2 separate regions of the Homo sapiens genome follow, and region 2 is linked to region 1. Evidence: read pairs that join two places in POLR2A ChIA-PET (ENCODE). Cell type or tissue: PC-9. All regions are shown on one strand.

Region 1 (4,000 bases):
ATAAAGGATTCAGAAGACACTTTGAAAGAGGAAGCACCTGATGGGATTGGGGGTGGGGAGAGACATACTAATATTTCCTGAGGCCCTGCCGTATGCCCGGAGCTTCATGGATGTGGACAACTAGAACCCCTGAGCCCCGGAAGAGGCAGCCAGTGTTTTTTCTTCATATGTTAGCGGGGGCAAGCAAAACCCAGAGAGGTTGAGTCATGCTCAAAATCACACGGCGGGCCGGGCGTGGTGGCACATGCCCATAATTCCTGCACTTTGGGAGTCTGAGGCAGGCAGATCACCTGAGGTCAGGAATTCAAGACCAGCCTGGCCAACATGGTGAAACCCCGTCTCTGGGCTGGGCACGGTGGCTCATGCCTGTAATCCCAGCACTTTAGGAGGCTGAGGTGGGTGGATCACCTGAGGTCAGGGGTTCAAGACCAGCCTGGCCAACATGACGGAACCCCGTCTCTACTAAAAATACAAAAAAATTAGTCCAACGTGGTAGTGGGCACCTGTAATCCTAGCTACTTGGGAGGCTGAGGGAGGAGAATCACTGGAACCCAGGAGGTGGAGGTTGCAGTGAGCCGAGATCACGCCATTGCACCAGCCTGGGCAACACAGCAAGACTCCATCTCAAAAAAAAAAAAAAGAAAGAAAAAGAAAAGAAACAAAACTCTGTCTCTACTAGAAATACAAAAATTAGCTGGGTGTGGTGGCGCACGCCTGTAATCCCGGTTGCTCAGGAGGCTGAGGCAGGAGAAACACTTGAACCCAGGAGGCAGAGGTTGCAGTGAGCCAAGATCACACCACTGCACTTTAAATGGGCGACAGAGGGAAACTCCACCAAAAAAAAAAAAAAAAAATCACACAACAAATCAGAACTGAGCCAGGATTCCAATCCTCCTGTAGCCACGAAGGAAGAGATATCAGTGTACACTCTGGTATTAACTCATTCCTTTTCTGGTTTAAGGTGGGAAGGTCCACTGGAAAGCAGAGTGTGGAATGCTAAGTTGTTGTTGTTGTTTTGAAACAGGGTCTCACTGTGTCACCCAGGCTGGAGCGCAGTGGCATGATCACAGCTCACCACAGCCTCCATCTCCCCAGCTCAGGTTATCCCCCTGCCTCAGTCTCCCAAGTAGCTGGGAGTACAGGCATGTGACACCATGCCTGGCTAATTTTTTTGTATTTTTGTAGAGATGTGGGGTTCTGCCATGTTACCCAGGCTGGTCTCGAACTCCTGACCTCAAGTGATCTGTCCACCTCCATCTCCCAAAGTGCTAGGATTGATTACAGACACCCAGCCCTGGAATGCTGTGTTTTTTCTTTTGTTTTGTTTTGTTTTCGAGATGGAGTTTTGCTCTTGTCACTGAGGCTGGAGGGCAATGGCGCAATCTCGGCTTACTGCAACCTCCGCCTCCCAGGTTCAAGTGATTCTCCTGCCTCAGCCTCCCAAGTAGCTGGGATTACAGACGTGTGCCACCACACTCGGCTAATTTGTGTGTGTTTTTAGTAGAGACGGGGTTTCACCATGTTGGCCAGGCTGGTATCGAACTCCTGACCTCAAGTGATCCACCCACCTCCGTCTCCCAAAGTGCTGGGATTAATTATAGGCATGAGCCACCGCGCGCAGCCCTGGAATGCTGTTTTGAAGGAAGAAAACCTATGTCATGCAACACAGGACAGCTTCATTGCTGGGAAGTGGAGTGGAGATGCAGGGTGCTCCAGGGCAGGGGCACCTGAAACCAGCGCAGCCTGAAACAGGCAGATCCCTTCTGCTCCAGCGCCCTGCTCCATCTGTCAATGAGAAGGAGGCTAAACTAGATATCCCCTTGGGCCTTTCCAGCCCCAACATCATGGGAGAACAGGTAGGGTGGGCCAGGGCAGGGAGAGCTGGAGAGCCTGCTCCCCTTTTCCTGCCCCCTGAGGCTCCAGTTCAGAAGATGTTCCCCTTGTCCATGAACACACAGCCTTGGCACCCTCTGCCTCCTGCCTGGTCATGGCTGTGATCCAGGTGAACCTGACCTACCTGTCTCTGGACAGAACCTTTTGACTTCTGCTAGCACAGCTCCCTGGCATCTCCCCACCCCCAAAGCTTTGGTGAGCAGAGCCAGGTGGGACTGGGCAATAGGTCTGGTCATTGCCTCCATTTGGTCATCTCAGAATCAGCCCCCTTGGAGGCATCTGTGTGACCTCTGCCCCTGCTGATGCTAGGTTATTGGTTAGGCTCACAGGGCTGGAGCTCACAGAATTTTGAGGGGCGATGAACACTGTGTTAATAATTAACATTGTGTACTACTGTAAAATGCAAAAATAAAATGGCAAAATTAAAATTAATAGACATTTCATTAAATACCTACAAGATGGAAGATTATGTCATCTTTTCGATTTGGTATTTATAAAAGTTTTACTACATTTGAAAACTCTTTGTGGGTTAGATTTTCTCACGTAGCAAGAATTCTGAGAGTTCCAGATGGTCGACGAGAAATCAGAAACTGAAAGTTACTGGTATTTTAGTTTATTTGGCAAACGTGTATTCAGGACTTACCTCTGCTGGGCGTGGTGTTATGAATTTACATATGTCAACACACTGAATTCTATGACTTAAGAGCCATCATTATTCCTGTTTTATGCATGAGGAAACCGAGGCATACAGAGGTTATGTACCTTCTCCAAGATTAGCAAAGGCAGAGTCACGTAGCCAAGAAAATTCAAAGGCAAAATTATAGAAATCTTTTCAGATTTTTTTTTTTTTTTTGAGACGGAGTCTCACTCTGTCACCCAGGCTGGAGTGCAGTGGCGCTATCTCAGCTCACTGCAAGCTCCGCCTCCCAGGTTCACGCCATTCTCCTTCCTCAGCCTCCCTAGTAGATTACAGGCGCCCGCCAACACACCCGGGTATTTTTTTTTTTTTTTTTTTTTTGTATTTTTAGTAGAGACTGGGTTTCACTGTGTTAGTCAGGATGGTCTCGATCTCCTGACCTTGTGATCCACCCGCCTTGGCCTCCCAAAGTGCTGGGATTACAGGCATGAGCCGCTGTGCCTGGCCTGAAATCTTTTCAGAATTTTTCAGGGGAAACATTTTGATAAGGGTGCATTCATGTTGCAGATGATATAGGCTGAGCCTCTGAAAGCTAGAGTGACTCAGGCCAACAAATGCCTGGAAATGGCTCTGTCCTCCAGCCCACATGGATGGTGGGGCCCACACGTGGAAGGTAACTATTGATGAAAGAAGAAAATTAGGCCAGGTGCAGTGACTCACGCCTGTAATCCCAGCTCTTTGGGAGGCTGAGGGGGAGTGGATCACCTGAGGTCAGGAGTTCAAGACCAGCCTGGCCAACATGGTGAAACCCTGTCACTACTAAAAATACAAAAATTATCCAGGCATGGTGGTGGGCGCTTGTAATCGCAGCTACTTGGGAGGCTGAAGCATGGGAATCACCTGAACCTGGAAGGCAGAGGTTGCAGTGAGCCAAGATGGCGCCATTGCACTCCAACCTGGGCAACAAGAGTGAAACTCCATCTTAAAAAAAAAAAAGAAAGAAAGAAGAAAAATTAACAACTCATTGCTCACTTGGAGGGATAGCGTCTCCAGAGAAGGGAAAAGACAGCACTTCTTAATAACACTCAGTGGTATGCCGAGGTCTCTTTAATCCCCCTTTAATCCCCCTAAATTAACTGCAGGATTGTACTGGGTATTTTTGGGTTTTGTTTTTGTTAGAGACGGCGTCTCGCTCTGTCGCCCAGGCTGGAGTGCAGTGGCGCAATCTTGGCTCACTGCAACCTCTGCCTCCCAGGTTCAAGCGATTCTCCTGCCTCAGCCTCCCAAGTAGCTGGGACTACAGGCGCGTGCCACCACGCCCGGCTAATTTTTTGTATTTTTAGTACAGATGGGGTTTCACCGTGTTAGCCAGGATGGTCTCAATCTCCTGACCCACCCACCTCCCAAAGTGCTGGGATTACAGGCGTGAGCCACCGCACCCGGCCTTGTTTTTGTTTTTGAGACAGTGTC
Region 2 (4,000 bases), 360 kb after region 1:
GTAGCTGGTGGGAAACAAGAGGCCAGGTGTGGGGCTGGACAGTCCAAGGAGCCACATCCGGGGACAAAACAAGTGCAGGGGACATCCATGCAGGTCTTGATGCCAGGGAGTTAGGGAATTGGGGTCCTGGCAGGGAAGCAGGGCTGGGAGCTGGCTGCAAGAATGAAAGGAAGACTCAGGGGGAGGGGCAGGAAATAGAAAGGGACATGTAGGGGGAGTGCTGCCGCCCACTTGCAGCCTGGGGGCAAATCTGCCAGAGCCAGGCCGTTCTGGGCTCAGCAAAGCTGGTTTCTGGGAGCCTTCTTCAGTAGGGTGGGGTGGGAAGACCGAGGTGCAGGCTGCTTTGGGAAAAGAGTTTCCCATATTCCTAACGGGAGTTAGGGCAGGCCAGGTGCAGTGCCTCACACCTGTAATCCCAGAACTTTGGCAGGCCAAGGCAGGTAGATCACTTGAGGTCAGGCGTTCCAGACCAGCCTGGCCAACATGGTGAAACCTCGTCTCTATTAAAAATACAAAAATTAGCTGGGCATGGTAGCGGGTGCCTGTATTCCCAGCTATTCGAGATGCTGAGGCAGGAGAATCACATGAACCCAGGAGGTGGAGGTTGCATTGAGCTGAGATCCACTCCAGCCGGGGCAGAGGAATGAGACTGTGTCTCAAAAAAAAAAAAAAAAAAAAAAAAAAAAAGGGCAGCTAACATGGGAAGAGTGAATACAGAGCCAAGCCCCCTGCTGCTGATTGGCTTTTGAATGAGCACATGATCCAAGCTGTCCAATCAGAGTCCTGCCTCAGAGAGCCTGCCGTCTGGAGCAGAAGAGGGCAGGAGGGGCCCGCAAGTAAGCGGTGAGGGCGCCAGGTTGAGGAGCCCAGGGGAATAGAGGGAGTCCTGACCCTATCTGATTCAGAATCAGGGAGGCAAAGGCAGACCTCTCTCGGCAGGGCTAGCAGGGCGAGTCACTGCCATCGTCCGAGCTTCAGTTTCCACATCTGCAAAGTGGAGATTCCCAGATGGCAGTGAGGAGCGCTGGAGAGCATGAGTGCAAGAGGGCTTTGTGCATTGCAAAGTGCTGCATCCGTGTGTGACGGCTTATTATCATTAACCGTTAAAAGCAGCGATGACGGTGATGACGATAATGGTTGCCACTGTCAATCGAGCCACATGAACGCGCTCTGGAAGCTTGGCATCTTTTCAATCCGGCATTTCCTTTTCTTAATCATCCTGGAGAGACTTGGTAGACAGTTGTGTAAATTACCCACCAGCTTAACTCTTCATATTTCATATCATGCTATGGGTTGGGCACCTGATGGACCCATAAGTATCTCATTATACTTGCAAAGTAATTACTGTCAGAGCCTCGCATCAGCGGCATTAAGGGACCAGCTAATGGGAGCTGGAGGTGCCTCTGAGTTCCTCCACAACAGTGATTCCTTCTTAATTGTAGCCTTAGAACAAGATAACTGAGGGACATTGCTAAAGGCAAAGCAGTTTATAAGCAGCATGAGACAGCAAAACACACAGAGACACCAAGTTGAATCCTTCTTGTTGATCTGGTAGAAGAAACTTGGAGGGAAGGTCCCAGAAGGTGTCATAGAGTGGTATTCGACCAGAAAGCTGCCTGTTTTTTTTTTTTATTCCTAAGGGACATCTATTCTACTGTACAGAGGAAGTCTGTGGCATGTGTCAGAAGTGCCTGGGCTGCCCAGGGTCCTAGCAGGACCCGTTTTAACATGCAGGTGGGCATTGAGTGGAGGGTGCCAGGGCCCACCCAGCCAACCCAGCCAAGCCAGCCAACTAGAATTCGAGGAGGTAAGCCAGCTTTTCCAAAGTTCTCAAGTTTGTCCAGGTGAAAAAACACCTGGAAATCAAGGGTTTTTTTCCTAATATTGTAACATGAAAATTTTCAAATATACAGCCGAGTTGAAGGAATTTTACAGTGAATACCAGGGCACCTTCCACCTAGATTCTGCCACTGACATTTTATGAGATTCAGTTGCATTTTGAAGAAATGACAATATGATGAATTAATAAATACAAATAAGAAACTTACAGTTTCTTGTAGGCTTGCGCTCAAATCCAGCCACTTACTAGCTGTGTGTCCTTGGGCACATTGCTTAATGTCTCAGAGCCTTGGTTTTCTCTACAACGAAATGAAAATAAGGACACATACTTCACAGGAGTGATTGTTAGGATGAAAGGGGATGATTACGTAAAACAGTGCAAGAACTGCTACACAGGAGGTCCTCCATAAATAGTACTGTCATGACACACACACCCGAAAGGATAGTCTTTATTCAGTTAGATGCCACATTTTATTAAAGTCTTGTGTGGACAAGAAGTGAAACCTCAGAGGAATTTATGAAGAATAATTGGAGGCACTTCCTTGTGACTTGGCTTCATCCGGACCGGATGACTTCTGGGTGCCAGCAACAGTTCCCCATTTCCATTCACGTTTCCCCACATCGTTCATGCCAAAGAGATGGGTGCCAAGAGGCCATCCGTCTTCATCCTGGACATAGAATGAGACGGGAACTCACTCTTGAAGGACTTTTGAAGTCTCAGAGAAGAAACGGAGCCACCGTAGACCTTTTGAAATACGGCCTGTGAGAAGCACGGTGACAGTCACCATTACTACCAATAATCACATTACTCTTTGTGGGAAAAAAGACCTACTATGTGCCAGGAAGGCTTCGGTAATCATCTCCAACACACACACATTCTCTCACACACACATGTGCGCATGTGTGCACACACACACACACCACACACACACACACACACACTCCGCAGCCCTTCTGCCATGCCCAGCTCAGGGCCATCTTCTCCCACAAGGATGCCGGTCTCATCTCCTGAAATGAGGTTGCAGTGAGCCGAGATTGAGCCACTGCACTCCAGCCTGGGTGACAGAGCGAGACTCCATATAACCTCTGCCTCCTGGGTTCAAGAAACTCTTGTGCCTCAGCCTCCCAAGTAGCTGGGATTACAAGCGCGTACCACCACACCCAGCTAATATTTTTTGTATTTTTTAGTAGAGACAGGGTTTCGTCATGTTGGCCAGGCTGGTCTCGAACTCCCAACCTCAGGTGATCTGCCTGCCTCAGCCTCCCAAAGTGCTGGGATTACAGGCATGAGCCACCGCGCCCGGCCTGATCTCAGTCTTTAAGAGAGCAGCAGCTCATCTGTGGCCACTGCTTCCCAGGGACTTGCCAGAAGGGAGGTGCAGGGCACAGGGAAATAACCCACCTCTATCTGACGGCTTCAATGGTATCGAATGTCCTCAGTGGCAGCACGCAGCACAGAAGCTGAGGTGTGGCTGCATTCCATTTGGAGAATTCCACTGTGATTCATGGTGTCAGCTGCGGGTTCAAGGTGTCACAATTTAATTATTAAACATCATGAGGCATTAGGAGGCTTGGGCACGCACTGATAAGTGATCCATTTCTAACACAGCTGGTTTATTACTGTTTGTGGCAGCTCCTGCACGAATTGGTGTCCGTTAACTAAGCAATGGTATTATAATTACACATTTAAATTATGTATGGGAAGGGTGTCAGTGGTAGAAGTCAGACTGCAGTGATTACTTTCAGTCTTCAGACCTCCTGGATGTAGTCTCTCTGCAGATAGCTGTAACTCTGGCTTGTTTTCTGCTCATTTTCTGCAGACATGTAGAATCCACTGCTAGGGTCCACTGAGCTGTCTTCTGGGTGGTTTTTGGTGCTGCAGGAGATAAACACATGTGTCTTCCTGGTTGGACCCAGTTGATGCACTAACCTAATTCTGTCCTTTGCCTGCCCTGATCTCCATAGCCTGCTTCTTCCTGGAAATTTGCTGCTGCTGCTGCTTCTTTTTTTTTTTTTTTTTTTTGAGACAGGGTCTCGCTCTGTCGCCCAGGCTGGAGTGCAGTGGCGTGATCTCAGCTCACTGCAGTCTCTGCCTCCCGGGGGTTCAAACCATTCTCTCTGCCTCAGCCTCCTGTGTAGTGTGGATTACAGGCACCCCCCA

The links. ChIA-PET counts read pairs that join two places held together with the same protein. Peaks named below come from ENCODE experiments on the same cell type or tissue, not always from the same donor. Only the 100,000 strongest peaks of a DNase experiment are listed, where the experiment ranks them.
Region 2: POLR2A ChIA-PET joins it to region 1 with 13 read pairs; 1 of 35 experiments calls an interaction of 5 or more read pairs at or near these places.

Annotation. Positions count from the first base shown.
Region 1 is chr22:45,246,919-45,250,918 of GRCh38, forward strand. No RefSeq gene overlaps it. Among named protein-coding and RNA genes, the nearest start is that of KIAA0930, 8.0 kb to the left of the region's middle. RefSeq lists an enhancer at 2,714-2,763. In PC-9, no CTCF peak of the experiment used is centred here; no DNase peak of the experiment used is centred here; H3K27ac peaks cover 204 bases.
Region 2 is chr22:45,602,160-45,606,159 of GRCh38, forward strand. It overlaps LINC01589 (long intergenic non-protein coding RNA 1589), which reads right to left and starts at 3,488. Exons shown (of 2, transcript NR_131244.1): 1 at 3,242-3,488; 2 at 2,273-2,599. In PC-9, no CTCF peak of the experiment used is centred here; DNase peaks (open chromatin) are centred at 742, 2,272 and 3,282; H3K27ac peaks cover 2,417 bases.